Regions from separate parts of the Homo sapiens genome. Here region 1 is linked to region 2. Evidence: chromatin loops called from intact Hi-C (ENCODE). Cell type or tissue: psoas muscle. All regions are shown on one strand. Links, peaks and the distances in the headings refer to the core of each region. The heading gives the core; the rest is flanking DNA.

Region 1 (4,403 bases), core at 295-4,294, 53 kb after region 2:
ACAAATAATCAGTGAATTTAGATTATCCAACCTGAAGCCTAAAGGAAATCACACATATGACCTACTGCAATCCAAATAGTGGGTCCAGAACATAGAAGCGTCTACATGTACATTTTAAACAAATGTTTCTTGAATAAATGAGTTTGGAAATAAAGGCATCTTCCACTTTAAGCTTTTTATTTTGAAAGTCTTTATGGAAAGAAGGGTGAGAATAAGAGTGGAAAAGAGTTTGTGGATGCTTAAAATAGATGTGTTTTATATTTAAGCAAACATGATTAGGGCTAGAATTGGGAAAACCCTGAGAATGTGAGCCAGGTCAAGGATAGAGAAGATTCTTCTGGTTCCAGTCCAGCAAAAGTGATGCAGACTGTTCAGCCATATATTTAGGTAACTCAGATAGTTACAGATTATTGGAAAGTATCTTTCCCTAAACTGTCATCTATTTGGTAGATTGTTTTGACGAAGTTCAACAGAAGAAGATATTGTTGTTTTCTTACATGTTGAAGGTAAGAAAACCTATACCATAACTAGAGCTGTAGGAAAAGCCTGCCCAACTTTATAATATGTGGGAATCCAGGCCTTTTCACATAAGAAAAAAAATCACTTTATCTAGCTGAAATTTTTAAGTGAAATGTCAGTGTAGACATCCACTCTTAGACATAAGAAATCTGGGATTTTTCCTGGACTCCATGCTTTAGAAAGCCTGCCCTGGCCTTTCGCCAGCTGTGTCATAAAGTAAGTAGTCCTCGGGTTTGTGAGGAGTGTATTATATCAGGAGCTCATAGGCATCACTTATTAGACAACTCCTCAGGTCCTGGGACCCTGGAATGTCCTGTCCATAGGGTCCTAGACTTGCTTCAGACCCTGTGTCCCACTCTTCCCTGGCTCCTTTCTTCTGACACTATGCCTTAGTACTAGTGAGTATACTCTGAGGCTCAAGACAACCAAGAGGCCACCTCTTATAAGAGGACAGACAGGGGTTAGTCATACAGGCTGAGTATCCACAAATATGGACACAGGTTCTCTGACACTTCAAGACTGAGCCAGGAGTAGTGGTCCAGGTAAATGAGAAGATGAAAGAAGGAACAGCTGTGTGTCAGGGACCAGGGGGCTCTGTCTCCATTTATTATTCTCCTGTGAAGCTTCAAGAAATTGAAAAACTCTCAAATCAAACTTGGTCTTCTTGGTCATTATGAAAATGCATTTTTCAAGGTAGTAAGATAGAACATGGTTACTTATTATATTATCAGTTTGACTTACAACATTTAAATATTTAGACATAAAGTGTGTGAACCTCTAATTCTACTCTTAAGCCCTGCACATGCTAGAGGTTGGCATGCAACCCAAATTGGCAGAAGTATATGCCATAAAAATTTTACTTTATTTCCAATTTTTAAAGGTCTGTTTATTCTCACTGTTAGAAAACAAATAGGGGAAACTGAAGTAAACCAAGTGTGAGAAAGTATTAGCCTAAAAGACTAATAGATAATGGCAAGGATGGTGGTTAAGTGTTAAAATTAGTTCCCAGAGAAATAGCTAAGTCTTTGTCAAAAGAAGTAGATTCTTATCAGACATAGTTCATGTCTGGCCTTTACTACGGAAAGGGGTTAGATTCCTAAAACAGCTTTCAGAATTCTTAAACCGAAGGCAACTCTAACTGAATTATCTCTACTGAAAACATAATCCATTCATCCTTGATTTAGAAAAGCATGCTTTATATATTTTCTTTTTTATATAGAATCTTACACATCTACTTTTATATCTAGGGAAAAATTTCAATTTTTCTAAGAAAAGTTGTTACCCTAAGCTGTTCTGAGTCCTGACATGGAAGAGAAATTTATAACTAGCATCTGATGTTGTTAACTGATAGCCAACAGTTTAGGTGGAAGCTGAGGACAAAGGATGAATGGGTCGGTGTTTTGCAGTATGCATAAATCCAGTAGAAGCAAGATACCATAACTCCCAGGTGGAATAGTCTGAAAGCTCAATAGTAAACACACTAAGTGACCCAGAATCACGCTAATTCTGACTTGCCATTTTTCGTGTCCACTCCAAATTCCATATATTCTAGGTGTATGATAAGACCAGTAGCTAGCAGTTTTGCGTATACTGTATCTAAAGCAACCTTGTCCCAAATAGAAAACACAAGCAAGGAAAGTAAAACAAACAATAAAACAGAGCTCTTTTCTTCTTCAAAGCATGCACAGGTAAAAAGCAAAAAAAAAAAAAAAAAAACAAACAAACAAACAAAAAAACCCATGAGGAGTTTTAAAAATCGTATTTTATTAAAAATGTAAGAAGCTATAAAGAATTCCAAGAAAAAATGGGGCAATTTGGACCCACTTGCTAAGAAAATTACCCATGCAGAGGCAGTGGTTGAGATACATATCTGTAGTTGCCTAAGATGGCTTAGTTCACAGTGTAAACCTTGTGGTGGAATTATTCTTCCCTTTAGATCTAAACCTTTGGTTTCTTTATAGGTTGAAAGTTCTTATCTTAAAAAAAAAAAGTCTCAGCAAATTTTGGGGCAAATTAGCTAAATAGTCTTATTAAGTTGCCGTCTACTGACCCCGTGTTTCAATAGTTTGTCTTTGGCTCCATCCAAACATTACCCTTTTCTACTCTTTAAGAAATAACATTCAGGGAAGGCTTCAGTGTTTGTCATTAACCCTTCTCTCTCTCTCCACCCAGTTCCTACAGACGCCTATGTCCCTCACTTTCTCTCCTCACTTCTTTCTGTCTGAACTCAGATATTTCATTAATACTAGGAATATGTAACTAAGATGCTTTTAAAACAGCCACTCAAAAACTATAGGTTTTAATTGTACAATAGATAAGTTTTAAAGCCAAAGAACTGGCTCCCGTCTACCTTCCATTCCTGCTCTCTGGCTATTTTCACCCGTAGGAAAATATGTTATTTCCAAATTATCGATTCATTTAGGTATTTATGCATATATTGAGTGTTTCTATCAATTCACTAACCAAACCATGACAGTCATGCTGACTCATGCTGGGCACCCAGAGTGTGGGTGGTAGATAGCGCAGATTAAAGGAGCTCCTAGGATGCAAAGAAGAGACACTCTGAGGTCAGCAGAAACTGATCTGGTGTCACAGCTGAGAAAGTAATAGTAATTAGGATTTGAGCCGGTAAGAACATTTTGAGTCTGTAGGTTGAGTAGAGCAAAGGGTTGCATTGAAAGAAAAGAAATACTGACTCTAGAGGGCAACATTAAAAATGTTAGCTGGCATTTTTCCACTCCTCCTCCAGGGTACCATGACTGTTAAAGTGGAATTGAAATGCATCCCTCCCAGTCTGGGGGCCATTTTGATCTGACGAAGCAGAGCTACCCACTGTGCTAAATGTGCTGCCATTATTTCTCTGCCCTCATTCTTAGTTACAACTGCTTTCCAATTAATATCTTGGGTGCATTATAAGTTTGCTCTTGATGCCATTCCTTTAATTAAAAAAAAGGCTTAAATTGAACTCAGCAGTGAACAATTATTTTTTATAACTTTATAAATTTCTTTTTTTTAAAGTTAGCCAAGATTTACCCTGTTTCATAGATTCCCCAGCCCCCAAAGACCTCAAATCACAGAGCACAATTCTATTTTTTACTTATGTCATGTGATAGGTTTTCTTGAAACCTTCTGTTTGCTCCTCCGGGTCCACTCTCCATCATTTTCTACCTGCTCTGTCTTCTGGGAAACTGATTTATGTGAATCCCACAAATAGAACCCATCACTCTTGGATATGACCAATGAAAAGCACTGGCAGATCAGAGTTTGTTCCCTTATTTTCTTCCCTGTTGGGTCACCTCAGTCTGGCCTTACCACTCAACTGCACATCACCCCTCCAGACAGTGGGTGTGAGGAAAGGGTAGGAAGAAAGGGGGTTGGTGGTGGGTGAGGAGCTCTCCATAGAGTGTCTTTGTCTCCAGGTTCCAGTGACTATTTCCAACCTTTGAATGCTCATTTTTGTGACAGGAGTAACTAACCTCAAGGTACTACATTACCCCTGTAGAATTTTTTTCATACCTATTTCTTAAGGGTTTTTATAAACTGTGCACTTACTGAAGTCTCCTCAAATTAATCCAATTGGAATATGCATTTATTCTTACTGTAGTACTGATACAATGGGGAAACTCAGTTAAGGGATTGTTGACCAGACATGTTCTAGAGGTGACAGAATAGAGGCAATTGCATTCCCATTAAAATAGAATGGCAGATGGTAGAAACCTGACTCTGACGCTTGCTCACTGTGTGACCTTGGCCCAGTTACTAAATCAGTCTGTGCCTGAGTTTCCTCTTTAGCTGTAAAGTAAGTATAAGCTGCTATTCAGATTCCTTGTAAATATATAATGATGACAAGTGCTAAGCACAGTGCCCTGGGCAGAAAAAAGTTT
Region 2 (4,403 bases), core at 256-4,255:
TCCTTCCTTGTCAGCCTTCACTTCCTGCCTTCGTATTGTGGGTGCCACCTTACATTTCTCTGAAGAACAAAAGATCTTCCTAGGTTCAAGATTTATGGACCCCTGACATATTTCATTTAGTTCAGTATTGTGGCCGAAGATCAATGTCATATTTTTTCATTATTATTTACCAGAAATGTGTTTATTGGCACAGGGAATACTCCATTTTTTGGCTTTGACAATGCATAGGAAACTCTCCTCATCCTATGCAAGAAAAATCTGTAATAATTGCAGACCCATCTAAAGCTTATACCTTCAAAAATTTAACAAACATAACATACATTAAAATGAAATGAATAGTTATAGAGAGTAACGTAAGGACTTTGTGACACTACCTCTAGTTATTATATTGAGAAATCCAGAGTCTAACAAAAGTTGAAGGCACCATGGATCAGATGGCTCTGGCCGCATAACACGTAAGTTTCTTAACGTGGTGGTAGATATTGGTGATTTAAAGCAAGCATGTTGAAGTAAGCTCATGAATGCAATCTGGATGTCCCCTCTAAGAAGTATTTCAAGATAAGTAAACCAGCATGTATTGAGCCTAATATCATGACAGGTGGGGAAGAGATGATGGAAAGCAAAGAAAAGCTGGTTTTCAGAAAGCTTGCTAAAGAAAGAAATAAAACAAACATTCACGGAATAATTCAAAGAAATACAGATAGAATATGGGTAAAGTGGTAGGAATTTGAGGAAAGAGTAATTAGCATCAGCAAATAGATATTCCTTTTTATACGGCTAGTTATCTATCTATCTCTCATTTATGTATCTCTTTAGAGAACATCAAATATTCTGGAAAGAGACTTTTAATGGAAGGAGAATCCTTACCACTTGGGGTACCCCTGGGATTTATGTCATATCCCTTGAGAGAGCTGAGGTTTTTCATGATTAAAGTGTTTAAGCACAGTGCCTTGTATATTACAGATACTTAATAAATATTTATTAAGTATTGAATGAATTAAAAATACTTGTTGATCCATTCTCCCAGACTACCCCAATTAGCTGATAATAATATAAAATAAGTCCACATCAAGCATCTTCTAGGTGCTGTACATTTTGAAGTATAAAGAAAAAGAAAGTCTACAGCTTCTATTTCAATGTCTAGCTGGGGAGTCTATTCACAGGATATACTTAGAAAAATACACAAGTTGGTGTATGATTAAATAAGACATGGCATATGAAAGCACTTTATGCACTTTATGCATGTAAAATACCGTACAAATATTAGAATTATAAATGCCAAATAGGGTATAAAACTTATGAGTGCAATGTCAGATCCAAAAAAGTAACTCACTATTTGTAGGTCAATGGGTGAAAGAATTCCCTAGGATTTCGGCATTGCATTACTTGGAGGAAATGAACAATTTCATTCTCATATGCCTGACATATATTAGGAGCTCAATACATGTTTTATGAAGATTTCTGCATTAAAGTTCACTGATATAAGTGAGGAAGACTTCTTCAAAGGCTTAACATTTGATTTTAATAGTAGCATTGAGGTAAGTGGGGAATCAAGGTGAGACGAGATGAAGAAACAGTGTGGAAAAGAACAGATCATGGTGTGTGAATTGCCTGAAGCAGTTACCTGGGGAAGATAATTTGTCCTAGGATGTAACTGAGACATTCATGAAGTATTTAGAGAAATATTTATTATATTAACTTAGGATGGGCCTATAGAAATATAATTTCAAACGGCAAAGTAATTATAGACTATTTATCTACTGTTCCTGGCACAATTTGTTAAATGTGTGGTTTTGTGATGGTCCACTCCTTTCATTGTCTCCATGTTTGATGTCAGCAAGCCACAGTGGGAAGGGTGGTCCCTGCCAGTAGATTGGTCCCAAGCTGAGATTCCTTCAGTTTCATTTCCAATGGCTCTGTCATTTCTTCTAGCCAATTTTCCTTTTGATATTAAAGTCCCTGGTTTCTTTCCCAGGACCTCCCACATCTTAGCCGAAGGGCTCTGGCAACTTGATTTGGATTCAGCTTTGAATTCCTCCCCTCTTTTCTCACAGTGAGTTTTCTGCCAGGGATGTGCTGGGAGGAAGCCAAGTTTCCTGTGCTCTAGCATTGCCCTGCTGCCAAAGAACCCTGCTCCAAGTCAGCTCCTCCTGCAGGCAACAGGCCGGGCCTGGTGGGGTGTAGTGTTCCATTCATGCTCTGTGCTTTATTCAACTGTCACATGTCCAGTCACTTCCACTCAGACAGGTACATTTTTCTAAGGAACCCTTGAGTGAAGAAAAGCAGGAGGCCCAGTAAATGAGTCATTTGTTCTATTTGTCTCTCCCAGAGACGTAACTTCCCACTTAGCATAGCTTGGACCACTAAAAAGAATTCACCATCTTAGGGGTAAGTGTGTAGGAACTGTCTAGCTACAGATTTAAAGTGCCTCTGTTCCTAAAAAGGGGCCCTCAAAAACCCAGGATCTTTATTTTTCTGTCATTATGGTTCCTCTCTCTGAACTCTACCATTTCATAGTTATCCAATATTCAGCAAACCATTTCACCTCAATTTGACTTTGTTTCTCAAGAAGACAAAATTTGCAGTGTCTTCTTCATAGGGTTTTTAGGAGCATGAAATGTGTTAATGGGTGCTAAAGTGCACTGTAAACTATGAAAATCTACATGTTGTTTTTTTTTTTTTTTTAAATACAAATGCTCCCCGGTAGAACAGGTAAGACTATAGAATTAGTAATGTAATATACACATTACCTCACTTAATTGGCCTGAAAAACTTCAATTGCAGAAGAAATGTTACATTCCAAGATCTCTAATTTTTCCTCTGTCATTAATATTTGATAATTTTATAAGTTATTTTCTTCCATAGAGAGAGGATGTTCATACTTACTGTGGGGCCCAGAATTTGTTCTGATTATCTTGCTTCTGCACTTCAACACTGACTTTACTGACAGCCCCAGAAAATACTCATGTTTTGAGTACCTGCACTTGGTGTAAAACAATGGGTTCATGCAGTGAGTGCGATGGTGAATAAGACACATCCAGAGCCTTCCATCAAACATCAAACTAAGTGTGAGAACTCTTGTTATAATCTCCTAAATGAACTCTCCTTTGCCTATCTCCTTTACCTGTATTACCTCCTGCACCTAGCAAGGTTCTAGGTACAAAGTAGATGCAATTAATCTACAAATCAGTTGAAAGTTCTGACATCTTTTTGTAAATCCCAGACTCTCTACAGATATACCAACCCATGAGGAAGATAGATGGAGGTGAATACAGATTGTATGTAGATCATATAGGGGTCTAATCGTGTATGGTAAGTTTGAATGCAGAGCTAATTAGTTTGTATGACTGTCCTGTATTGTAGAAACTATATTATAGCTGCACATTTGTTTTTATGAAATCAGTTAGCTGCCAAGGAAGCCCATTGAAATGAATAGAAACTAATTGAAAGTAATAGTGAATTACCTGAACATATATAGCCAGTAAATTAAATTAATTGAAGGTAATTGATAGTGACTGGAATTAATAAAAGTAATAGAAACAAATTGTACTTAATTGAAATTTATTGAAATTGAATTAAACTGAATAGCTCAAAGTCTATTAAATTTAATAGATTCTAATTGATATTAATTATAGACAATGCATAATAATAACATACCATTCTTAAAGGCTTCCAACTGCATTTGCACCATACTATTGTCTTTAAAATGTAAAAATAAATTCTAAAAAAACCCAAGGTATTCATGGGAGTAAAATACTACTTCGGGATTTTAGATTTCTCTGTGGAATAGCATAGCAGTATTAGGAGAATTTTCTTCTGCTAAGAGAGCTTTCCTTGATAACTTAGGAAGGTAAAAATGGTTTTATTTCCTTCAGGAAAGAGACTTTTATCGATTTAATGAGAACATTTTACCTGTTAAAACATTAGCTTCGATTTGATGAATACTCTTGCAGTAGATGTTGTATTCAGTGTCTGCTATCTTTATAGCTATGTTGTCATATTCATTTACTTTTTATTTCCTTCCCTCGGTTATAAAACTTCCAAAACCCCCCTAAGATTTCTCATAGACTTATGTTGGAGGATGCAAAGACTTCCATTTTTAGCTTCTTTCTTCTGAACTTTGGGCATTTGGGAAAAAAAAAAAAAAAAAAGCAAAAAACCCCATGCTGGATTTCCCATTGCAGAAATTGTAATCAGCTGGTTCCTTCCACTTCAGCGACAGTTCTTGCATGCATTTGGTGATGTTCATATTCTTCATGTTTTTACCAACTTTGCTGCTTGCTGAGTAGTATTGTTTTGTGAAAAAGTAATTTTCTCTCAAAATAACTGCATCAAATTTATTTTACATGAAATATTTATTCAATGTTTGGAGGACTGTAGATGAAGTTCACATGTGGAGTGGG

What was found. Peaks named below come from ENCODE experiments on the same cell type or tissue, not always from the same donor. Only the 100,000 strongest peaks of a DNase experiment are listed, where the experiment ranks them.
Region 1: it touches region 2 in a loop (2.8-fold over the local background); 3 of 110 quality-filtered maps call a loop at or near these places.

Annotation. Positions count from the first base shown.
Region 1 is chr18:44,174,995-44,179,397 of GRCh38, reverse strand. No RefSeq gene overlaps it. Among named protein-coding and RNA genes, the nearest start is that of LINC01478, 350 kb to the left of the region's middle. In psoas muscle, for the core only: no CTCF peak of the experiment used is centred there; no DNase peak of the experiment used is centred there.
Region 2 is chr18:44,227,699-44,232,101 of GRCh38, reverse strand. No RefSeq gene overlaps it. Among named protein-coding and RNA genes, the nearest start is that of LINC01478, 300 kb to the left of the region's middle. In psoas muscle, for the core only: no CTCF peak of the experiment used is centred there; a DNase peak (open chromatin) is centred at 2,111.